Regions from separate parts of the Mus musculus genome. Here region 2 is linked to region 1. The links are chromatin loops, found by intact Hi-C in ENCODE. Cell type or tissue: left cerebral cortex. All regions are shown on one strand. Links, peaks and the distances in the headings refer to the core of each region. The heading gives the core; the rest is flanking DNA.

Region 1 (4,397 bases), core at 163-4,162:
TGCTGATTGGAAGGCACGAGGTGGCCTAAGCCCACCCAGGGGTGGGGTAGTCCATAGTAATTACAATGTATCCAGCTGTTTAGGCCAGAACTGCAAAGTAACAACTGGTCTATGTTTTACCTGGACAGGAGGCATGTTGTTAACTTACATATGGGGAAAATTGTTACCAGAGAGAAAGAAGTTAAAATAAGACACAAGGGGAGATAAAAAGAGCGGCATGAGGAGGAGCTTGGCCCAGTAGCCTTCCCAGACTATGATACTAGCTGTAATATTTATCCAAAACCAACACAATGGAGAAGAAAACCAAACATAAAACACAACCGTTTTAAGTGGAAGAATATGACGACTGTTATCTTGAACATCACTGTCTTGGTTAATTTCTGCCTTAAGAATTCTGAAGGTTGGGGAAATGAATCTGGGAACAGCTTGGATCTCAAGAGGAAAAAAAAAAAAAAAAAAAGGCCTGCAAATTGCTTGTGTTTCCTGTACACCGGTGCCTCTTTCCCCTCCCCTGTCTCTGTGCCTGGGGATCTGCATGGCTGGCATGGAGCTTGCTGGGAGGGTGGGTGCTGGCTGGGACAGGGCTGGCTACCTTGCAGCTGGCTGCTAATCTGGAGTGAATTCACCCTGCCAGGCAATCAGGCAGGCAGGCAGGAGGCCCACCCTGGCAGCGGACTCAGTGTAAGACTGTTCTTTCTCAATTCTCCCCCCAGACACACCATCCTGAGAAGCCACTTTTTCCTACCACAGGAAGCCCAAGAGAACACTATAGCTAGCAGTCTGACAGCCAAACTGAACCCTGGCCTTTTGTATCCTGCCAGGTTTGAAAAGCTGGACATCACCCCTAAAAGTGCCCAGAAGATCAAGCCGGTGCTTGAGCGGTGGATGGCTGAGGCTGAGGCCCGCCATCGAGCAGGTATGCAGAATCTCACGGAATTTATTGGGAGTGAGCCATCCAAAAAGCGCAAGCGGCGCACCTCCTTCACGCCCCAGGCCCTTGAGATCCTCAATGCCCACTTTGAGAAGAACACACACCCCTCAGGGCAGGAAATGACCGAGATTGCTGAGAAGCTAAACTACGACCGGGAAGTAGTTAGAGTTTGGTTCTGCAATAAGAGACAAGCTCTAAAGAACACAATCAAACGCTTAAAGCAACACGAGCCCACCTCGGCGGCCCCCCTGGAGCCCTTAGCAGATTCTCCAGAAGAAAACTGTTAGACACACCCATTCATGGTCGGAAGGAAGCATCACAGAAACTGAGCACTACCCTGAATCTCCACAAAAAAAGAAAGGAAGGAAAGAAGAAAGAAGAAAGAATTTAAAGACTTGCCCCAGTCATCATCTCCCTTGTATGTAAAAGACTAAAAAACAAAAAACTACCAAATGGGCAGAATGGTTTATACGTGTCCGTTGGTTTTCCAAAAGGAAAAAAAAAAAAGAATTTTAAATTTTTAAACAAGAAAAATGCCACATGAAGGAGTATGTGGTAGGATCATTCGCTCCCCCACCTGCCTCCCTAACGCCGGTTTTTTTAAAGCAAACCAAATAACCACTTATTCTTTTCTGTATATGATGAAAATGTGAACACCTTTTAAGGAAAAAGAAAAAAAAACTAAACCAAAAAAATAATAAATAAATAAATAAAAGAACAAAAACAAAACAAAACAAACAAACAAACAAACAAAAAAACCCGCCAACACAAACTCGTATCTGTTCAAAGCGAATGCAAGTCTGCCACCTGGAGGAGCACTGCATCCCTTCAGGGACTAAGTGCTGCTCGCTGCAAACCCTTTTAACCAAAGTCGGAACCACTGCAAACGCTACTGCTCGCTCGCCTCTGCGTGAAAAGTTGTGTTAGGAATTTTTACCTTTGTACCAACGGAAAAGTGGGAAGCCCGCTTTCTCCCATCTTTCTCGCCTGTTGTCTGGGCCGCCAGGGTGAATGCCATTGTTGAAATCACTCTGTGTGGCTCACTGTCTACCAATTTGCTTCTTAGCAGATGAAGTAGCTTCCTTTTGTTTTGGTTTGGTTTTTTGTTTTGTTTTCTGAATTGTGTCATTTCCTTTTTCTGTTTTATGTTAGGCAGATGGTGGAGTGGAGAAACAACATGGATGGTGGTGTGTCAAAGCACTCGTGGCTTTCTTCTCACTATGAGTTGTAGGTTTGAGAAAGAAAATGGAGCCCACACCTCCCTTTCCTCCCTACTTCTCCATCTCCCTTTCATGTGGCTCCTGGGATCTTCTGGAAGATAGCAGAGGTGGGAAGGAGCCGTTTCTTCCCCACTCCCATCCTGCAAAAATGCAGGAGACACTCCAGGATAACTAGGTCTATCTGCTGAACGACTGTCAACACCCAGCAGAGGCTGGAACTGCGCTCACGGTCCACACCAGAGATTGGGATTTTTTCTCAGTCTACTAGCCACATATGTGGAGAGCTGATCAAAATTAATTCTGTAATATAAATATAAGCTGCACATATGGTTCAATACTTACATCTGTGTTTTGCTTCTGTTCAAAGCAAATTCTCTCAGAAGTCTGATAGCCAAAGAAATGTCTCAAGGTTTCAGTCCACACACACACAAGCACGTTCACACTCATCCACCTCGCAAAAAGAGAGACCACAAAAAAAAAAAATGATGGTGACCTAGACTGTTAGGGGCGGTCGAGTGTCTGTTAACCTCGTCTTTTCTGGTACTTGTTTCATCAGACAGTGTTGACAGACATTTGGAGCTGGGGTACATCTGTTCTTGGACTATATAAATGGCATAGAAATGTGACAGGCAAATTTAAGCAATTGGAACTAGGCTCTGGCTTCTTGACTCGGAAAGAAGTTTAGCAACAAAGGCTCTCCAATAAAGAAAAAATATACACGTAGCTTATAGAACACATCAGAAGAGCCTTCACTGTTAGCATATTAATTCACTTTTAAAAGAACTTCCCCCAGGCATGGGCCATGAAACCCAAGAAGGCCACCGAATAAAGGGCAAAGAAACCCCTGGAGCCTGCTGATTTTTTTTCACCCAGGTGAGGGCAGAGGGTTCTATCAAAGCAGGCAAGAGAGAACCATCAACATAAATAAATACTCATGAGTAATTAAAAAGCATGCTCATGTACTATCTAGAGGCAAATCATGAAAGGGGAAGAGATAGCCCACCTCCAGCTGCCCAGATGATTACAAAGACTATCTCCCCTCCCCCCCCCCTGCCCCAGCATGCTCTTCCCACCCAGGGGTTCTAGTTTTTTGTTCTGTTGGCTCCTTTGCTGGTTATGAAAATGGGACAATGTAATAGTCCCCTCAGATGGTCCAATCAGCAATCATAAAACTCCCAACAAGGAAGCTAAAAAACAATAATTCTGGACTAGAGTCATTAGTAACAGTGTCTCCATACCACTAGTCTGATTCTAATTGGACCACAACCAGCCCGATTAGTGCCAACAACATCCTGGTAGCATTTCACAACTGCAAAAACTGCACAAATACCAGCAACCCAGAAACCGAAACTTTATTGATTAAAACAGATTTTGTATTCTCCTAGGACCTGCTCCAAATTCCATCAAGAAAAGCTCCCCAAGAGGAGAAGTTAACAAGATAACATACGACCAATGCTAAATGTTTAAAATCTGAACCGGAAACAGGCACATGAGGCCTGCTCAGTTCTGGCATCTATGATTGGGAGAGCATAGAATAGTAAAAATATAAAATAAAACTAATCACCCAGAGTAGAATAAAAAAGAAGCGAATTCATCCCATGGTTGTAAAACTATTCACATGCAGTGATTTTTTTATAGTTTTATAATTTTGTATTGTTTTATAAATTATTTATATAGTGTTGTAATGCTTCTTATATTGATTTTTTACTGATAAATTTTTTGCTACAAGGCAGAAAAGATGCCTGAACAGATTCTTAGGAATATAAACTGTACTTGGGAACACATAAGCCTTCAGGACCACACCTACTGCTTAATTTTTTTTAGATATTTCTTATTTCTTCTGGTAAACAACTTCATATGCCAATAACATCTAAGTGTCTTTTATGTTTCCATGAACTGAAGGCTAAGGTTGCCACCAACAAAAAGCAAAAGCCACTTTGGGTGTATGTGATTGTATTTCAAGCTTCTGTGTGTTTCTCACCCATTTAAAATTGTCGTCATCTTCATCTTCTTCATTATTGATGAGACATGACAGCCGATATGTATTTTACACTTGCTTGTGGGGGGTGTTTTCTCTTTCAACCAAAAAGATATTTTGAATAGTTAAAAGTTTTACTTGCCTTTGCAAGTTTTGGACTCTTTCTGTCGTGAACACATGGTCACACACACAACACAACACAAAAGAGAATAAAAAAACAAAAAAACAAAAAACAAAAAACAAAAAAAAAATCAAAGAGCTGGGAGAG
Region 2 (4,397 bases), core at 116-4,115, 210 kb before region 1:
TTTATGATTACCATCTGAATATATACCAGTGTTGACATGCTTTTCAGATATTACCTAGATGTTTATTCATTGTTCATCTTTCCAAACACAAACACCAGACAAATAGGGTACAAAGATTCCAGTAATAAAAAAGGATAGAACTTAATCAATGCGTTTTACCTGTTCCCCTTCTAGATCAAAGTTAACTGCTCTCTCTTGATAAATGGCCAAGGTCACCAACTAGAATGATAGCCACTGCATTTATAATCTGGAAAATGAAGGGAATTCCTCTTGTAAGGCTGTGACTTGTAGGCACTAGATTGAGAATTCTTTAATTTAAAGGAGAAAGCACTCAATTTTATAAGAATGCATGTCAGTTCCTCCATCTAGAGTAGGTTTCCCATATTTACTGAGTAAATCTGGATAGTATATTGCTACAGAATGGCAAGAACAGGACAGAATGAGCAGCTGACACTGCTCAGATCCTCCTTGACTTTCCTAGTACCAGGGACTTCACTGAACTCAACATATGGAGCAAATATCATTGCTGCAGCAGTTGTGTCATGTTTCCATGACTTGCTAAGATCAGAAGTAGTTGTGACCCATGTCATTGGTCTGAAATAAGGTACATGCTACAGGCAAAGAGTCTGCTGGTGTGGGATCAATTTTCATGGCATTAAACTTAGAATTTGCCCATGAAATAAAGTGTTGTGCTCTCTCAAGGATCTCTGCAAAATTTCTTGACTGTGCCTGTAATATTTCTGTTCTTCATGGAACTATTCTTCTTGGCTTTTAAGCTTATCACCAATAATATTTTGGATTCTTAGAAAAATATTATAACTTGAATATTTAAGATGCTTTCTTACAAAGTATGAATTGTTAGCTAATGATTAGCTAACTTGCTTGTTCCTCAGATGTTTTATTAACTAGAGATTTCATTGTGTCCCAAGGATACCAGTTAAAAGGCACTCTGACCCACATTCTCAATATTGCAATATTCCAACATGAGCAATAGAGAAAGCATAGTTTACTGAGTAAGATAGTACATAAAACTAGGTAATTTTTCAAATCTTTCAATATTGTGGTATTTAGCCTGAATTCCACCATTTGAATTTTCAGTCATATTAGCTGCCTTTCACATTCCTTAAGTTCTCAGTAATTTAAAACCTTACAGACACTAGGCAGTGTGAAGCTTCCTGCACTGCTATATTCTTGTTATCTGCAATTGGAAGGAACAGTTTGCCAAGGACCATGCCTTCCCCTCTTATTCCACGGAGGAGCCATTCTGTCCAGCGGCCTGTGGTGAGCTGAGTAAAGAGCCCTGGAGCAGAGAGCTTGCTCTTGGGACCTCTCCACATGGTCATACAAGCTCCTGCTGGCAGCCAGCGTTCTACTAGGAACGTGAGCTTGGGCGTCTCACCCCCACCACATGGTTACATTACTGCTCTTCCCAGTGACTCATTTTCCCGCACAGCAGAGTCTTTAAAAAAACATAAAACCTTATGACTTTAATTATATCAATCCATCTGCTCAATTGTCCCCCACTCGTGTTTTCCGGGCTCCCAGTTGTGAAATCAGAGCATGCGGTTATTTCCTCTGAGATGTTTCATTAAATGGTATTCAGCACAGAGGAAAGCATTTTTGAATCTTTAATGTTCTGCTACCCACAGATATGTGGACCTCCTGTCCTGCTTGTTTTAGCATAAATTGTTTAGAAACTCCACCGATAGTGCATGCTAAAGCCAGTACCATATGAGCTCCATCCTGTGGACAATAAGCCAAGGTTATTGGAAATTTTCTATTAGGAAATAATGTGTTTCTGTTTTAATAATGAATTGAATTCCTTAAATATTGAATATGATGATATTCTCAGAAATTATTATAATTAAAATAAGATTGTGAACATGAGTGGAAATATTCTCTTATAAGCACATGGATGCTTTCAACCGTGCCCTATTGGGAAGTCTTCATGGGTTGCTGAGAGAATGTGTGTAGATGGCACTCTCTGATATCACACAGTACTGTGGCCCTATGTGCTCCTGAGACTTAGCCTCTATAAATTTTGCTGTGAAGATTAGTGTCCATCGGTTGTTGGGACCCTGTGATTTTTTTTTCAGATGAAGATAAAAGGCAGTCATGTGTTCATCTCTAGGAAGGAGGCGGGCTGGGATGGCCTGTTGGATGTGCTCCTGGAGACTGCCTTTCTTGGTGTCTCTGGCCATCCTGCTTTGCAGAACATTACCCTTTACCCCAGGTGTCAAAGCATCCTTTGTTCCAAACATGCTTCTTATCTCTTCTCCACATAAGCAAAATGACTATTTAATGGAGACTTCTCAAAAAAGCTTTGCTTCCTGCTAATGTCAGTCTTCTTGCCAGCACACTGAATTTTCCATGCATCACTAATCCCATTGTTTCTATTTCTATGACATGTAACAACTTTCTACAAGGAAACCCATCCAGATCAGGGCGCCATCTGACAAAAATAACTTTGTTGCCAGACTTAGCTGAATATAAGCTGTCTTCTACAACTCTTTTCAGACTTAGCTTTCTCACTGTGCTCAGGAGCCTGTTCTTTCTCTTTCTACTTTTGGTTCACACATTTGTAATACCTTACACATCCCAATCTGCTGGGTTGTTTACCTAGAGGCAGTACCCACCAGGATGGTGATTCCAGCCATCTCATACAGTTTAGGACTCGCTACTTTTCCTATCCTAATTAGTATCATCTCATCTTTTTGTTCCTCGCTATAAATAGGGTTTTCACTTTCCTGACTCACTTTAGAAGCCCATTTTTACTGGCCGAGATTCACAGGCATTCCTTTCTAGAACAGGAGGAGAAGAAACAAAACCAATGTCACAGAGGGATTAGTGAATATCATGAGGAGAATGCTCCCACATATGAAGCAGCAGCTGAGGAGGCTCCAGGGAGAACCTAGTCATTCACATGTGACTTGGTAAGGCAGTTGTTACCACCTCCACTTCAGCCAGTTAGGGCCACACAGATGTGGTGCCCACATTGCCCCTTTCCTTCAATGTCACTGAGCCTCAGCCTGTTTTTCCTCTAAGGTCCTTGGTGTTAACAAGGTTTGGTCTCCATCAGATTGCATTTAGTCCTTTACTTCCTGGGTATTGTCTGCACTGAGCTTTTTAACATACAGGAAACTCTTCTTTAGAATAGCTGTCACTGAGGTCTATTGTCATTTCTACCTATTGACACCACCTGCAGGTAATTCACCCTTGCAGCTGTCACTTCACACTGTCACCAGAAGTAGCTAGCAAAGGGAAATGGGATGCCTGGTGCCTATCAGCAGTCCTTGGTGTCTCCTGATGTTAACATGTGGGGGGACTTAGCTTGCACCTCCTGGATTGTACAGACACTTCTGTGACAGGATCATTGTTCAGTGGCTTTGAAGGAAATCAAAGATGGCAAGAATAAGCTACAAGGTATGATAATTATTGAAAGAAAGTACTAACCAAGCACATTTGCATTTTCTGGCATGTCCCTTGAGTAGATGCTGCTATTATTGGGTTAAGCAGCAAAATGCAATTGCAAGCTCCTCCTGAGAAACTGTTAATATAATATGTATTGAAAACCCTCTACTCTGGCCATTTCTTTTGGTGGTTTCAAAATAAAAATCAGAGAACCACGAAATTCTCTTTTTAAAGGGGACACTTTATAAGATTATTTCTTCTCCCTTGCATTTAGCAAGCAGAAAAATGAAAGTGTGGAAGTATTAAGAGACTTGTTCAAGGTTAAACATAATGAAGATTCCTCAAAAAAATATAACAGAAACCTCTTTCTCAGTTAATATCATAGCAGCCATGTACAGCACTGTGCCCTTTACTTTGCTTCTGTGGCATTGGTAATAACAGAAACTTATTCTTGCCTTCAGACAGTGTTTGCATCTTCTCTCTCACTCTTGTGGTTTGAAACAGCTAAGGCATCAGCTCCAACCAATATTCACTTGAATTTGAAATTTGCTGAACGATCTGGCTGCTTTTCATTTTTTACCATTTCACACCTTGTCCGCATCTTGAGCAAGCTTGTAAGTTTTCAGCGCATACATTTCTTGTGATGATATATTGTCCTGGTGGAAAATTTCATTTACTGGCTGTGCCCTTTGCTGAACCTGTTGCTAGTCAGGGAACATGATAAGCGTATAAGTAGCATGCTACTTCATTTATCATACATCGTTTCAGACACTCAAATATCTCATATACAATTCTGCATTCTGCATAGCAAAGATCTACCCAACTCAAGAAAAAAAATCTTTAAAAAAATTGTCAGCTCATGATTTATAAATGTATCCTCTTAATAAAAATTAATCATAGTTTATACTAAATCTGTAAGTACCCCATTCCTTTATTTTCTTAATAACCCTGCTAACCACATGCTATCAAACACTAATAAAAGGTAT

The links. A loop is a pair of places that touch in the nucleus more often than their neighbours do. Peaks named below come from ENCODE experiments on the same cell type or tissue, not always from the same donor. Only the 100,000 strongest peaks of a DNase experiment are listed, where the experiment ranks them.
Region 2: it touches region 1 in a loop (2.6-fold over the local background); 10 of 42 quality-filtered maps call a loop at or near these places.

Annotation. Positions count from the first base shown.
Region 1 is chr13:18,121,983-18,126,379 of GRCm38, reverse strand. It overlaps Pou6f2 (POU domain, class 6, transcription factor 2), which reads left to right. Exons shown (of 9, transcript NM_175006.2): 9 at 714-1,420. The coding sequence ends at 1,218. Among named protein-coding and RNA genes, the nearest start is that of 4930448F12Rik, 24 kb to the right of the region's middle. In left cerebral cortex, for the core only: a CTCF peak has its summit at 1,738 (motif pointing left); DNase peaks (open chromatin) are centred at 659 and 1,769.
Region 2 is chr13:18,336,316-18,340,712 of GRCm38, reverse strand. The region is part of intron 3 of Pou6f2 (POU domain, class 6, transcription factor 2); the gene reads left to right. Gm46402 (a long non-coding RNA gene) reads left to right here. Exons shown (of 2, transcript XR_001780867.1): 2 at 1-444. Among named protein-coding and RNA genes, the nearest start is that of Gm46402, 8.1 kb to the left of the region's middle. In left cerebral cortex, for the core only: no CTCF peak of the experiment used is centred there; DNase peaks (open chromatin) are centred at 1,455 and 2,553; H3K27ac peaks cover 887 bases.